Regions from separate parts of the Homo sapiens genome. Here region 2 is linked to region 1. A link is a loop called in an ENCODE intact Hi-C map of the cell type or tissue named here. Cell type or tissue: A673. All regions are shown on one strand. Each heading gives the region's core, and the rest is flanking DNA. Links, peaks and the distances in the headings are about the cores only. Region 1 has its middle 21 kb from the start of MIR3613. Region 2 has its middle 41 kb from the start of C13orf42.

Region 1 (8,339 bases), core at 90-8,089:
TTTGTATTTTTAGTGGAGACAGGGTTTCACCATGTTGGACAGGATGGTCTCGATTTCTTGACCTCATGATCCACCCACCTCAGCCTCCCAAAGTGCCAGGATTACAGGCATGAGCCCCCGCGCCTGGCCATAATAACGATTTTTTTTTTTTAGATGGAGTTTCGCACTTGTTGCCCAGGCTGGAGTGCAATGGCATAATCTCAGCTCACCACAACCTCTGCATCCTGGGTTCAAGTGATTCTCCTGCCTCAGCCTCCTGAGTAACTGGGATTACAGGCATGCACCACCATTCCTGGCTTTTTTTTTTTTTTTTTTTTTTTTTTTTTTTTGTATTTTTAGTAGAGACAGGGTTTCTCCATGTTGGTCAGGGTGGTCTTGAACTCCTGACCTTAGGTGATCCGCCCACCTTGGCCTCCCAAAGTGCTGGGATTGCAGGGGTAAGCCACCGCGCCCCGCCGCAACAATGACTTTTTTAAAAAACAGGCATTTACTGCATTTTCGTACACTAGAAGCTAAAATACCATGCTGTCCAGTTCAAAACAGGACACCTGGCAACCCTGTTCCTAACAGCTTTCTGCAAAGCCAACACCCAGTGCTTTCTGGCTGCATTGGCCTGTCCTCATTTCCCCCTGGAAAACTTGTTTTAAACAGTACAGATAACATTCTGCCTCTATTACAATTAGCAGCTTCTCTCACCAGGTTATCTAGTGTGGCAAGTGCTAGTGCGGAGTCACTTAGTATCTTCTTTCAAAACCTCCCAGTGGCTGCCTTCAGGTAGCATGTGAAAAGCTGCTCATGGGGAATTCAGCAGCTGCTTCAGGCCCTCCAGGGCATTTCTTGCTGGCATCTTCTGCCTCACCAGATCGCCCTGATTATTAGTGATCTGGGCCCCCTACCTAATGGAAAACCAGCCACTCTTCTTCCCAGCCCCAATGGATATTGATGAGGGGTCCTTAAATCTGGGATCCTTTCCCCTCCTTGCCCAATAATTGAACTCCTAAAATCCTTTTACTACCTGGGAATCTGCAAAGACAACCTTGAATTTGAACTGGAGCTAGAAGGACTTCCTCCGAACGAATTTGCCCATAGATGACTCTCTGGTACATGGTCTCTGTTGTTCAACTTTCTCTATTCTGAAGTCTAGAAGACACCCTTGCTTCTGAAAGTGGGGCCTAAGAACCTGCAGCCTCACCAGGGAGCTTGGTAGAAATCCAGAATCTGAGGCAGGATTCTAGACTTATTGGATCAGATTCTGCATTTCAACAAGATTCCCCAGTGACCCCCAGGCATCTTCAAATTTGAGAGGCCAGGAAAGTGCTCAGGCCCTGCCCTTCCCTTCCCGTTGGCTGGGGAGAATTCCTGTAATTTGCCCTGTTTACGGGTCCTTAATCTCCAACTTCACTGTCCTCGCTTTCCAAAGAATCCTGAGTGGCTTCCTTCCAACACCTTATCTGTCTTCCCCCACGCCCCTGAAGCCAGGGCCTCTTTTCTTCAAGGCCACCCCCCAACTCATCTCAGGCTGAGGCTCCTCTCTTGAGGCCATATCCCATGGTAGCATTTCTTTGAGGGCTGCTTTTCTGCCGTTTTTCTCCCCAGGTAGGGCCTCTAAAACCGATGGAAGTGAAGTGCTACACCTCAGAGCTGCTTTAGCCCTTAGAGCTGGCCAGGGTCTGAGTGGGCCTCTCACAGGGCCACAGGACTGCCCTTTCCCCCAGCATGCCTAGAAGCTGAGACCACTCACACCACATGAACATGCTATCCTTGTTCCTCTTTCCTGCCAGCCTCAACACAACCAGAATACAGCCCAATAATGGCTGCCTACAAATGGGAGGCACCCAGGGAAGGGAGGGGGTGCTGATTAAGAACCAGCCTGGAGGAGGATCATGGTTTCTCTGAAACAAGAAGGAGGTGAGGGTTGATGCGGAAGGTATATTAGAAATGCTTCAAGCACTTGATGCTTTGAGGGTTTGGGGATTTGAGTTTGGGTTTGTTTTTTAAGCTTAACAATGTGAAAAAGATGTCAAATAACTTTTCTGAACTGTGGCAATCAGAGCCTTGTCCAGAATCATAACTTAATGGCTTTTTGGCTCTCAATTTGATGGTCAGTTTGGCTAACCAACACTTTTTAATTCTGTGTTATTTATTACTCAGTTGATCCCCCCCATAATATGTTAAAAGCCTACTTCCAACCTGTTAAAATGTACCCTTGGAGTGCTGTCCAGATTCACCATTAAAATAGTGTCTTTCCAGTCTTATGTATTTTATTCAGCAGTTACTACAGTACTTTTTTTTTTTTTTTTGACAGGATCTCATTCTGTTGCCCAGGCTGGAGTCCAGTGGTGTGATCACAGCTCACTGAAGCTTTGACCTCCTAGGCTCAAGCTATCTTCCTGCCTCAGGCTCCTGAGTAGCTGGGACTATAGGCACATGCCACTATACCTGGCTAATTTTTAATTTTTTGTAGAAACTGGGTCTCGCTATGTTGCCCAGGCTGGTCTCGAACTCCTGGGTTCAAGCATTCCTGACACTTTGGCCTCCCAAAGTGCTGGGATTACAGGCATGAGATGCCATGCCTGGCCATATTTTTATTTTTAAATCTTTCTATTTAAATAAGGAGAGGGAGAGAGAGAGAAAGCTCTAGGTGCATTTTTTCCAAATGGACACCTTGCCATGTTTTCAACACACATCTAAAGCCTGAATTGAGAGTATAATTTTTCTGTAGATACATCACCTTGAGGAATTTTATAAACTTCAGTTTCCTCATCTGAGAAATGAGGTAGTTGGATTAGATGAACTGGCTCATCAAGTGAGTATAAGGAGCCTTCCAAATTTAAGAATTATTAACATTTCCCGGAAGACTAACCAGGCAATTTTTCTTCTTTAGGTTTGACTTTCTGAGATGTCATGGCTTAGTATTCTTTAAGCAAATTCTGGAATGTTCTTGTCCCTTTGGAATAATTGTAATGTGGATTTGTTCTGTGCAACTGATGATATTCTAATGTGTTTGGGCAGGTTTAAGTCTAAATTTCCAAAGTCTCACACCTGTGGTTTTACCAAAAAGGTACTGCTCAAGGAAACCAGTGATGGGCAAAGGATGCATGGTATAGCTATGATGCAAGAGCGCCCTCTGCAGGCCATGCGAAGATGAGTCTCTTTCTTAAAGGGTAGCTTTTCCGCTCTTTGTGTAGAGTACAACCCTTCCCTTCCTCCTGTAGCATTCTCATCAAGAAACATTTGTTTAGTGCTTACCCTGAGCTAGGCACAGTGTGCTTAGGGCTGGGAACACAAAAATAAAAGCATCCTAGGCTTAAAGGATCTCACGGTCTAATGGGGTACATCCCAATCAGATCATTATAATGCAACCTGAGAGGTGTGTCACTGGAGCTGTGCCTCATGTCCCCATTAGTTTGCAATCACAAGTTGCACACAAGAGCCGAAATCAAACTGTACAGTACAATGCTTTTTTGTTAGGAGAGAAGGACTGGTGACTCACCCTAGCATTTTCTCTTTGCACAGAAACAGATGCCCTGCCCAGAAGCAACACGGCTAATGGGTGCCACCGTGGAGACCCAGGCAACCTGAGAGTAGTCCTGACAGCCAGACCTCCAGGGTGGAAATGGGAAGGTCTACAGAGAAAGGTCAGGATTTAACAGGGAAATGGAGGAGGGCAAGAATGGGGGTCAGGAGGTATCTACGCATTTTGATATGAAATTAAGAAGTTCATTTAAAATATACAACCAAGGCCCGTGACACTTTTTGTAACAAGATTCTAGCTTATCTTCCCACTAGATTTTGTTGGACTTTTTTCAAATTGTATCTGATTGTGTTTTTCAAACTAGGCCAGGAGGGCCCCTCAACTTCTAAAATACAAAAATTCTTTCTGCTCCTCTTTTCAAATCTTCTCAGATTCTGGACACACCCAGAAATTCCATGTGCCTTTTTACTCCCTTAATCCTGTTAACTTTTTGTCTCTTCTTAGCAATGACTTCCTTTCATTTTAGAGAAAGTTCTGCTGGTAACATACTGTATAAGCCAGGAGAGAAAAAGAACTTGAAAGAGGAACACATTTTTCTTCATTTTTTTTTTTTCAAAAAAGGTAAGGGAAAAAAATAAAGGAAGTGGAGAAATATACTACTCAGTACAGTTGTCAAACAAATTTCTTGGAACCATGGCCTACAAGAATACCTATCTTAACTGCATTGCACTAGAAACCACATTTTCATATTCCTTTTGTGATAATTCTAAGATAATGAATTAGATGTTAGCCATTGTTTTCCAGAATAGAATTTCTGGAGTTACTGGTAGTTCAGGGAATTTTAGTCACAAGATATATATTTTCTGTACCTTTGTGTGTGTGTATATGTGTGTATGCATATATACTTATATACATGCACATATATACACATACACACAAACATGCATGTGCTATAGCTTTTGAATGGAGATATATGTGTGTGTACACACACACACATTCATTCATTCATTTATATCATACAGCTTCTCTGAAGAGCAACAGGAGAAAAATGCAGGAAATATAAAGGCAACCTGGGGTCAGTCCTATGCAGTGAGCTCTTTGAGGTCTCCATCAGAAATAAAAGATTTCAGTCTTTTTTGGCTGGGCACAGTGGCTCACACCTGTAATCCTAACACCTTGGGAGGCCAAGGTGGGAGGATTAACAAAAAATACAAAAATTAGCCGGGGGTGGTGGTGGGAGCCTGTAGTCCCAGCTACTTGGGAGGCTAAGATGGTAGGATCACCTGAGCCAGGGAGATGGAGGCTGCGGTGAGCCATGATCGCACCACTGCACACCAGCCTGGGTGACAGAGTGAGACCCTGTCCTAAAAAAAAAAAAAAAAAAAAATCAATCTTTTCATAGTTATTCAAATTAAAACAACAAAATAGAGATGTGAAGACTTGGCTCAGGAAGATTCAGTCATCTCAACAGTCACTGTAAAGAACTGCCATCAGACTCCTTTTGACTCTAAATGGCAAAGGATACCAACACTGTTCTTCCTAGGAAGCTAATCTATAGTTAAAATAGGCACATTGCATAGCTCTGTGTATCTACAGTGTTGTAATTGTCTAACAGAGTGGAGATACTAAATGTACTCAGTGCATAAAACACATTTTATTTAAAATAGAGAGGAAATTCCTGAGGGAACAATAAAATCAAGGATGTTACAGTAATTTCATGAGCCATCCAGATATAATTACCAACAAATAAAAATAAAATATTTCATAATGCTCTGTTTTATTTAAATATTGGCTTATAAGGCATTGTTCTGTTATTTTCTTTGGTTAAAACAAAGTTTTTAAAATCAATATCTCATACTTGTTAGTATGTATTAGTGGGAAACCTTTATAATAAAGTAATTTTATGTGCAAAAGCTGCCTAGTTTCCAGCTCTGGGGCATTCCGGGAGCACAAACCTCAGGGGCATCATTATGGCCCAAAAAACCTGGGGATTGAGTTGACGGGGCTTTACCCAAGAGGACCTAAAACAACACAGTTAAAGATGGAGAAACAGGCCGGGTACGGTGGCCTCCCACTTTGGGAGGCCAAGGTGGACAGATCACCTGAGATCCGGAGTTCGAGATCAGCCTGACCAACATGGAGAAATCCTATCTCTACTGAAAGTACAAAATTAGCCAGGTGTGGTGGCACATGCCTGTAATCCCAGGTACTCAGGAGGCTGAGGCAGGAGAATCGCTTGAACCCAGGGGGCAGAGGTTGCAGTGAGCCGAGATCACGCGATTGCACTCCAGCCTGGGCAATAAGAGCCAGACTCCGTCTCAAAAGAAAAAAAAAAAAGATGGAGAAACAGAAGCCCAGGGTTCAGCTGTTAAGAGAGGCCTGGCAAGGGACAGTCAATAATGGGAGAACAGTAGGGGTTAGAACCTAGATGCTGAGAATAAGATAAAACAAGGCTTCACAAGGCCTGAATCAACTAGAACTAAGTTTAAAACTAAAAGTATGGATGAGAAGATGTGCAAGACTATTCCTTGTCCCTCTTAAATTAGCAATTTAATTTACACTGAGAAATGTATGGCCATAAGGGACCAAAAAAATAATAATAATGTTGACATGATTGCCTTTTTTTTTTTTTTTGAGATGGAGTCTCACACTGTCACCCAGGTGGTGTGCAGTGGTGCGATCTCGGCTCACCGTAACCTCTGCCTCCCAGGTTCAAGCAATTCTCCTACTTCAGTCTCCCAAGCTAGGATTACAGGTGCCCACCACCACACCCAGCTAATTTTTTTTATTTTTAGTAGAGACGGGGTTTCACCAGGTTAGTCAGGCTGGTCTCGAACTCCTGACCTCAAGTGATCCACCCGCCTCAGCCTCCGAAAGTGCTGGGATTACAGGCGTGAGCTACTGCACCCGGATTGGCCGATTTCCTTCTCAAATTCTAGACATGTGGTGTGACAGCTCTTAATCACAAGCTATTTTATGGGTTTACCTGACAAAGCACTGTTACAGAGACTAGAAATACCCAAAGAAATACTGCATCCTCTCCGCAGACCTACATGGGAATCAGAAGGTGGACTGCTGAACAACAGATCAGCACAAGAAGTTCAAAGAATGAAGTTGCAATGTCATTAGGCTATGATAGCTTAGGCATCCATCTGACTATTGGAGTGTCTTATTCCCATACAGCATCTATATTAGGGCTAGATTTGCTACTGGGGCCCGAAATGCTGGCAGTCCTATGGTATTCAGAGCTGTAAAAAAAGAGGGAATCAAAAAGACTAGGAGTTCATTTCGACAGCCTTGGCAATGTATAGGATTTTGCGATTTTCTTTTGTAAATTGGAGATTCTTTTTTTCATGCATAAAACATTTTTCATAGAACTGTAAAAAGCTCCCAGACCCTTGGTGTGGGGCCTATACTATTCAATGGATAAACTGGCCCTCTCTGTCGTAGCCTCAAAGATGTAGGAAACAGCATTCCTGATAGAATTAAGGGAGTTGGAGGTGCTGGTTACTGGGAATAAGCCACGATGGAAGCTCCATGGGAGCAGAAGCAAAACTGTATCCCCAGCACCTACACAGGGCCTGGTTCCTAGTAGGGAAAGGTAAATATTTGAAAATGAATGAACAAATTACTAGATAAACCAGAAAGTGAAAGTAGAAGGGAGATGAGATAACTAGATTTAAGTAAACAAAACCTCAAGAAATCAGAATTCAAGAAATTATATCAAGTATAAAAGACTCTAGCAGGCTGGACGTGGTGGCCCACGCCTGTAATCCCAGCACTTTGGGAGGCCGAGGCGGGTGGATCAAGTTTGAGACCGGCCTGACAAACCTGGTGAAACCCCGTCTCTACTAAAAATACAAAAACTTAGCTGGGCATGCTGGAAGGTGCCTGTAATCCAGCTACTTGGGAAGCTGAGGCAGGGGAATCACTTGAACCCGGGAGGTGGAGGTTGTAGTGAGCCGAGATCACACCATTGCACTCCAGGCTGGGCGACAGAGTGAGACTCCACCTCCACCCCCCCAAAAAAAATAAAGGCTCTAGCATCTGGGAACCAGAATACAGGTCTAATCTTTCACAGTTCCTGCTGACCTAGGGTAGCATCACATTTCTAGACATTTCCCCAATATATTATTGTGAAAATTTGCAAACAGAGCAAAGTTGAAAAAATTTTATAGTGAACAGCATATACCTACCATGTAGACTACCACTAACATTTCACTATAGTTGGCTTATCACATGTCTGTACCTTTCTCTAAGCATTCGTCAATCCCTGTTTTTTTTTTTTTTGGGCGCATTTAAAAGTAAATTGTAGACATCAGTAGACTTCCGCCTAAATAACTCAGCATGTATATCATTGACTAGGTTAAATATTTGTTGACTTTTTTCTTTTGAAGTAAAATATGTATACAATGAAATGTATAAATCTTATGTGCTTGTGTGTAAATTTCCAAGTTTTAATAATAATAAATGCCTATACCTTTGTATCCCAAATTGCTATCGAGACATAGAACATTACTATCACTTCAGAAATTTCCTTTTTTTTTTTTTTAATTGAGACGGAGTCTTGTTCTGTCACCCAGGCTGGAGTGCGGTGGCACAATCTCGGCTCACTGCAGCCTCAACCTCGGGCTCAAGCAGTCCTCCTGCCTCAGCCTCCAGAGTAGCTTTTTTGTAGAGACAGGGTTTCACAATGTTGCCCAGGCTGGTCCTGAACTCCTGGGCTCCAGTAACCTGCCCACCTCTACCTCCCAAAGTGCTAGGATTATAGGACTGAGCCACCGCGCCCGGCCCCATAATTTTTTTTTTGAGACGGAGTTTTGCTCTTGTCGCCCAGGCTGGAGTGCAATGGCTTGATCTTGGC
Region 2 (8,339 bases), core at 29-8,028, 1.1 Mb before region 1:
AATGGGCAAAAACTGGAAGCATTCCCTTTGAAAACTGGCACAAACAAGGATGCCCTCTCTCACCACTCCTATTCAACATAGTATTGGAAGTTCTGGCCAGGGCAATCAGGCAAGAGAAAGAAATAAAGGGTATTCAGTTAAATTGTCTCTGACTGTCTACATTCAGTCAAATTGTCTCTGTTTGCAGATGACATTACTGTATATTTAGAAAACCCCATTGTCTCAGCCCAAAGTCTCCTTAAGTGGATAAGCAACTTCAGCAAAGTCTCCGGATACAAAATCAGTGTGCAAAAATCACAAGCATTCCTATACAACAACAGACAGAGAGCCAAATCATGAGTGAACTCCCATTCACAGTTACTATAAAGAGAATAAAATACCTAGGAATCCAACTTACAAGGGATGTGAAGGACCTCTTCAAGGAGAACTACAAACCACTGCTCACCAAAATAAAAGAGGACACAAACAAATGGAAGAAAATTCTATACTCATGGATGGGAAGAATCAATATCGTGAAAATGGCCATACTGCCCAAGGTAATTTATAGATTCAATGCTATCCCCGTCAAGCTACCACTGACTTTCTTCACATAATTGGAAGAAACTACATTAAATTTCATATGGAACCAAAAAAGAGCCCGCATAGCCAAGACAATCCTAAGCAAAAAGAACAAAGCTGGAGGCATCACGCTACCTGACTTCAAACTATACTACAAGTCTACAGTAACCAAAACAGCATGGTACTGGTACAAAACAGAGATATAGACAAATGGAATAGAACAGGGGCCTCAGAGATAACACCACACATCTACAGCCACCTGATCTTTGACAAGCCTGACAAAAACAAGCGATGGGGAAAGGATTCCCTATTTAATAAATGGTGCTGGGAAAACTGGCTAGCCATATGTAGAAAGCTGAAACTGGATCCCTTCCTTACACATAATACAAAATTAACTCAAGATGGATTAAAGACTTAAATGTAAGACCTAAAACCATAAAAACCCTAGAAGAAAACTTAGGCAATACCATTCAGGACATAGGCATGGGCAAGGACTTCATGACTAAAACACCAAAAGCAATGGCAATGAAAGCCAAAATTGACAAATGGGATCTAATTAAACTAAAGAGCTTCTGCACAGCAAAAGAAACTATCATCAGAGTGAACAGGCAACCTACAGATTGGGAGAAAATTTTTGCAATCTATCCATCTGACAACTGGCTAATATCCAGAATCTACAAAGAACTTAAATTTACAAGAAAAAACAACCCCATTAAAAAGCGGGCAAAGGATATTAACAGATGCTTCTCAAAAGAAGACATTTATGGAGCCAACAGACATATGAAAAAATGCTCATCATCACTGGTCATTAGAGAAATGCAAATCAAAACCATAATGAGATACCATCTCACGCCAGTTAGAATGGTTATCACTAAAAAGTCACAAACAACAGATGCTGGAGAGGATGTGGAGAAATAGGAATGCTCTTACACTGTTGGTGGGAGTGTAAATTAGTTCACCCATTGTGGAAGACAGTGTGGCGATTCCTGAAGGATCTAGAACTAGAAATACCATTAGATCCAGCAATCCCATTACTGGGTATATACCCAAAGGATTTTAAATCATGCTACTATAGAGACACATGCACACATATGTTTGTTGTGGCACTATTCACAACAGCAAAGACTTGTAACCAACCCAAATGTCCATCAATAATAGACTGGATAAAGAAAATATGGCACATATACACCATGGAATACCATGCAGTCATAAAAAATGATGAGTTCATGTCCTTTGCAGGGACAAAGATGAAGCTGGAAACCATCATTCTTAGCAAAATATCACAAGGACAGAAAACCAAACACTGCATGTTCTCACTCATAAGTGGGAGTTGAACAATGAGAACACATGGACACAGGGAGGGGAACATCACACACCAGGGCCCATTGCGGGGTGGGAAGCTTGGGGAGGGATAGCGTTATGAGAAATTCCTAACGTAAATGATGAGCTGATGGGTGCGGCAAACCACCATGACACATGTATACCTATGTAACAAACCTACACATTGTGCACATGTACCCTAGAACTTAAAGTACAAAAAAAAAAAAAAAAGTCAAGAGCCATGGGCCATGGAGAGAGACTCAGGCCGAGGGAATACCATGCAAGGCATCTGTGCTAGAGGGATTATGGCTCATGCGAGGCAGCTCCAAGATGGCCCTGACTGATCTGTAGTGCATTACTGAGCACCCGTATTTGCCAAGCACTCTTCTAGGCCCTGAAGGCAGAATAGGACCAGATCCCTTCCTTCAGAGATTTTAAATTTGGGGGCAGAGGTGTATAGGCAATAAGTAGTCATCTATGACATGCATATATATTTACGTAGAATAAAGGGCCGGGGGTGAAATGCTGTGAAGTCTGGTGGAGAAAGGCACAGAGTGTAGAGAGGCGGAAGGTGGGGAGTTCAGTCAGTGGAGGCCTCTCAGAGGTGGTGACACTTTAATGGAATGAAATGGGGGATTAATGGAGACCAGAAGGAGAACTGCCCAGGCAAAGGACCAGGAGGAGACCAGGAGGAGAACTGCCCAGGCAAAGGAAGGCTCCATGTGAAACGGCATCAAGGGATCTTGAGGAGAAGGAAGGAAGGTGCCCAGGAGTGCTCGAGGGTTCTGAGCAAGGGAATAACACAATCTGATCACGTTTTTAAAAGATGATTCTGGCTGTTGGGTGAGGTTTTGACTGGGGATGGGGGTGGGGTGGGGACAGCTGTTGAGCAGCTCTGTAGGGTCCTGAGGGAGTAGCTTGATCAGGGTGGGGATAGGGAAGTAACCAAAGATGATTGGATTTAGGATCAACTCTGAAGGAGAACCTTCCAGTATTTAGGTTTGCTGTGAATTCGATATGGAGACATGGGATCGTGATAGAGGTTCCCTTTATTGAGTTGAATGAGGGATGGGCTGATGGGCAGGGGTATTTGGTGGCGAGGGAAATCAAGAGATCTATTTTAGGTATGTTTACTTAGAGCTTTCCGTAGACCTCCAAGTAGAGATGTCAAATGGGAAATTAGGTATCTTTGTGTAGAGCTCAGGGGAATGGCTTGGTCTAGGGTGTAATCCCGGGGCCATCCTCGCAGAGGTGGAATTTGAAGCCACAGGGAGGTGAGGTCACCTAGGTGCTGAGTGGAGATGTAAGAGGGAGGAAGCTGACACCTGAGGCCTGGAGTACCCCAGCATGCAGAAGCTAAGCAGAGGAGGAGCAAGCAAGGTTCGAGAAAGAGTGGGCCAATGAGCAGGAAGTGCTCCAAGGGTGCGGACTGAGCCCAGAGGGCGAGAGGGGAAGCGGCATGGGAGACCGGCAGGGTTGGTGGAGCAGGCTTCACAGCCAGGTGAGAAAAACAGTCTCAATTTTTATTCAAAATCGGACTGTCCACAGCTGAAAGCTCACTAACCTGTCTCATGAGACCCAGCTCTGCACTCCTTCTGACTGTTTCTAAAACTCAAGCCCTGCTGAGAGACAGTTGCCTGTAGCAGAAGCCCACGGGCAGCTGAAGTGTCATTCATGACTTAGGTGCTCCTTTCACTGAGTGGTCTCTGGCCTGCACTGGGTGGGAGTGCGGATGGACTCTGGATCCCGAGTACCCCCTCATGCAAAGAAAAAACTACCCAGCCTCACCCTGTCTCACACGGTCTCATCCAAGCTGCAGGCCTGAGGCCCTGGCTGTGTAAAAGTGGGCAGATGATTTAGGCCCTCTACGCCTTATTTTTCTCAAATGGGAATTGGGCACGATAATAACATTTCCTAACATATAGTGTCATGGTGAAGGTTAAATGAATTTACACCTGTTAAAGTGCCTGGTAGATAGTAACTGTTAACTATTGTCATAATGAAAGAATGTTGATTTGCTATCACTTAGGATATTCAAAAATTGTGCCACACACTCTGAAAGTAGCTGTAAAAGAGAAATTCTCAAAATGTTTCAATTGGAGGAAGTACAGTCTCCTGAGAAAGCTGTTTTGAAGAAGACAGCACTGCACCGACTTGTGGTTAAGATTGGGCTCATGGGACCCTCATGAGCACCTGATAGCATAATGCACATAAAGCCCTTGGCCTGGTGTCTGGCAGAGTAAGCACAATAAATATTCAGTTCATATTATTATTATTATTAGGGCTCTCAAAATACATAAATCTGCAAGTTACATTCAGTTGGTTACAATGTAACAATCCTTTTTTGTCATGCCTCCTTATATATAGTCCCCAGATCACCTGGTTTATTTGCAACTTTTCCTTTATCAAATGGAAGTATAGATTAGGTTAGATTTGAAGATTGTTGACTTTGGTCTTGAGGAGCCCTTACCTCGAGTGCCAGTGTTGCGAGACCTCACCTCCATTCTTGCCTGGGTTCTGTACATAATGTACAAAGTCAGATGTATATTCTCTTTGCAGTTCTGGGACCACTGCACCTGGAGAAGGTTGTAGCCTCATTTTACACTGAGGGGCACTATCACTTGGGAAAGACAGAGGACTTTTTCATGATTACTCCAGACCTCAAGTACCAGTTGCAGGGTGAAGACTCAGACTTGAGCCCAGTCCTCTGAGCCATGATCCTGCACCTGGTCAGGATTTGTGAGTCTTCAGAGCCACACACCTCCTGCCTCCCTTCCTGCGGGAATGACTTACACAGCGTCCTGTTGGCATGTGGGGCTTTGGCCACACGGTGGCGCTTTACGCTCAGCAATCCCGCTGGTCCTCTTAATGCATCGCTGAAGATTTGAAAATCAAACTGAAAAGGAAAGAGCCCTGCCCTCTAGTTCTTAGAATACACAGATATCATTGTCAACGAGTATGGGGCCGTTAGCAATTGAGGAGGTGAGCTGGGTTCACTAGCTGGTTACCACCCTGTAGGAAATGCCTCAGTTCTTGCTGGTTTCATCCATCCTAAGGGGAAATCAAAGGACCTCTTGTCTGAAATCAAAGGATTCAGAATTCCACATTCAGAGCCCATTTTCAGGTGTTTTTCACAACATTGTACTCAACCACATGTGTGAATCAAACCTCACTTTCCAGTGTGGCTGATGAAATAAAATGGGCTCACATAAGCCAGAGTTTTGACATTCCTGGAAAAAGAGATTTTTTTTCTGAAGATATTGTCTGACTCCAAGACAGGCCTAAACCTCTTCCAGAAAAAAGAGAGGGGTTAACAGCAGCTAGTTTTATTCTTCTCTTGAAGGTGATATAGGACATAGGCCTGGTTGTGAATACCAGCTCTGACACTAACTAGTTTTGGAGCCTCAAGGAAGCTACTTCATGTCTCTTCACCTCAATGCTCCCATCAGTCAAGGGTGTTTATGATAATAGGACCTACACTATAGGATTGTGGTAAGGCTGAATTAATATTAAGTAGAACGAAATGCAAGTGGTTCAGTTCGTTCAATTCTAAAGTCTTTGACCTGTAAAAAATGGCAATTTCATGTGGCTCATTCTAAAACATGGAAAGTGCTTTGTGCCAGGCATATTGTGAGGCTTGGTGAAAGTGAGTGATTATTATTACAGCTGGCATGAAAAGAGTACAAGCACTTACTATGAACATTTAGGAAAACAAACCGCCCTGTCTTCTGGTTATTTTTTTCCTGAAGATTCTTACTGATAGCTGACTCAGTTGTTGCTGCATACTAAAGTTTCTAATACGCAAATATGCCAAAAGAGATCTGGCTGTTTATCATAGCTCCACCTTTAGCCAGGTTATCCCAGCCTCAAGACATCTTTCAATGAGATATTAATCCTACCAAGGGAGAAAACTCAAGGCCATCCCAGTACCACCTGCCACACGAGTAAAGCTGAACTCTTTCATTCTGTGCCTCTGCGGTCCCTAGGTGATGGAGACCTCCCTCTGCAGAGCCTGCCTCTCAGAGAGCACTCTATGCCTTGGACTGATGTGGAAATTGATCCTCTCAGTCCCTCTGAAGCACACACATCAAAGTTGAACTGTTCTATGTCCTTTTCCTTCTTAGGTGAATACTAGCTAATCTGTTCAGCCAAAGGAATATATTTTTATTCTGTCAGAAGTTTCCCAAGTTGTAGCTAAAAGGAATGAGAATTTCAGAGACCTGGCAGGCCTGGGGGGTGGGGGGTGGGGGCGTATTTTTTAACAGACGGGCCTCTGGGAGCCCAGCTTCAGCCACACCCTGTCTTGTGTCCGGGGACACCTTCCTCTGCTGATGTAGGCCTTGGAAAGAAAGCCAGCAGCGGCTCAGAAGCCAGGCAGTCTGAGGTAGACTGGGGGCAACAAATCAACCACAGGAAAGGCTTCCTACCAGGAATGAGGCAGCTGCGTTCCCAGAAATGCACAAACAAACCACCAAAAACCAGATCAGGGTCCTATCTTCCTCTCAGACACTCTTACCTTGCATTCTCCCTCTAGTTTCTTTCCTTAAATGATAGAGGTTTACTCCAGCGACCTCCCAATGGTATCCCGCCCTCCCTGCAAGTCCATGAAAAATAAAAGATTTGTGTTTCTCATCGCACATCATACATAGATCACGGGAGATGAGATGTGGCTTATTGGATCTCATCACTTATCACAGGACACGCATCAAGCGAGACTGTGTTTACATACATGTTACTAATTTGGGGAATGGTGTTTGAACTCTTCAATGCACCAAAAGTGAGTTAACAAGTTAAGCCAGGCACAACAGAGAACAGACTGTATTCACGTGAAGTTCAAGAGCAAGCAAAACTAGTCTGTGGCGATAATATGATAGTAATCGGAATAGGGGCAGCTGAGGGTGGTAGGACTGATTGAGAAGGGGTACCGGGGAAATTTCCATGACCACAGAGATGTTCCATATCTTTATTAGGGTGTGAGCTACACAATAGTGTACATTTGTCAAAGATCATGAAACTGCGCACTTAATATAGAAAAAGGTAACAGCGAAAAATATCCCTCAAAACAACAGTCACAGTATCGGCAGGGAGGTCCATTATGTCATGGAGGAGAGAAGGGGAATTTCCATATAGTGAAATTTCCTCCCTGGCTGTCTATGCAATTGAAAAACATATAAAACGTCAGCCAATTTTCCAGACAGTTTCAAAATCTAGGGACTTTTTTTTTTTTTTTTTGGTACAAGCACTGTCTATGTCTTTTCAAATGTTTACAGAGTATTTACAAAAAGTAGTCCGTTGGGTGGCAGTTGTAATTAGGGAAACTGGCAGTGAAAATTAACACATACCATAAAAGAGGGATAATTACTCCACTGTCATATACAATATTATTATCAAATGGTATTCACCCAGGAATCCAATTGGTTCATTCCCACTCAGCCTCGTTGTTACAGGAAAGACCCTCCCTTCCTTGTTACCCTGGTTATGAAGCTGCCACGTTCCACGGGTGATATGCCATATGGTACTTAACATCAGAATCAAAATGAGCTTGTGCTTTTTGTGTGAGATGTTGAAATTTATCAGAAAATCAGAAAGCCTAATTTCCACCAAGTTCCTGAGAACTGCCATCTGCCGCATGAAAAAGAAAATGGAGATTTTTTTTTTTTAAACCATTTACTTATTGTGAAATGTGAGGGTGCTGGTGTATGTGTTTGAAAAAGCGGGTTGGGGGTGGGGAGGGGGTTTGTGAGAGAGCGCCAGAGCAAGCCCGCTTGGCAGGGCAGAAAGAAAGAGTGTCAGCTGAATGGAGGCAAGGGTTTGCGAAGCGTAATTATGGAAATCATCTATTCCTGAGCCTTTTTTTTTTCTCCTCCTGACCACATGTTCCTTCCACAGAGGAGCAGCACATAGAGTCCAGCTTTTGAGAATAAGTAAAGTCCCCATTTCAGAAAGAAGAGGGGGCTGAAACCAGTCTCTCCAGGTGTCAAGTCCTTCTATGGAGGAGCTGGCGTGAGTTAAGCAGGGAGAGTAAAAGCAAAGGAGCCAGAAAGGCTGAGTGGAAGGAGGACCAGGAAGTCTTTCTAAGGAGAGTGACAGAAAGAAGGGCAGGCAGGATAGGAGAGGGAGGCCAACAGCGGAGAGTGAAGGAGTGCCTACTGAGAAGGGAAGAATCTTTCAGCAAACTTCGGATGCCAAGGGAAAGATGCTGAAGTCTTCCAGGAGGGCGTGCGATGCCTGGACGTTCGTTTCAGTGGACGGCCCCAGTCTGTGGCGTTGTGGTCCTCGACAGACTGTCTTAACCATGAGTCACATCCCTCTAGTGCCCCACACCTCCACACTGCCTGGAGGGCTTACCCCAGCCTTTGATTTTACTAAATGTATTTATTTGTTCTCTGTTTTTACACCAAAGCTAGCATGTGTGTTGGAACAGCTACAGGCGACATTTGTTGGACCTGGTTAGTGGCTGG

The links. Peaks named below come from ENCODE experiments on the same cell type or tissue, not always from the same donor. Only the 100,000 strongest peaks of a DNase experiment are listed, where the experiment ranks them.
Region 2: it touches region 1 in a loop (17-fold over the local background); 57 of 110 quality-filtered maps call a loop at or near these places.

The regions. Positions count from the first base shown.
Region 1 is chr13:49,971,632-49,979,970 of GRCh38, reverse strand. No RefSeq gene overlaps it. Among named protein-coding and RNA genes, the nearest start is that of MIR3613, 21 kb to the left of the region's middle. RefSeq lists silencers at 2,984-3,278, 7,174-7,366. In A673, for the core only: a CTCF peak has its summit at 3,128 (motif pointing left); DNase peaks (open chromatin) are centred at 3,120 and 3,940; H3K27ac peaks cover 1,357 bases.
Region 2 is chr13:51,066,602-51,074,940 of GRCh38, reverse strand. No RefSeq gene overlaps it. Among named protein-coding and RNA genes, the nearest start is that of C13orf42, 41 kb to the left of the region's middle. In A673, for the core only: CTCF peaks have their summits at 4,700 (motif pointing right) and 4,703 (motif pointing right); a DNase peak (open chromatin) is centred at 4,730.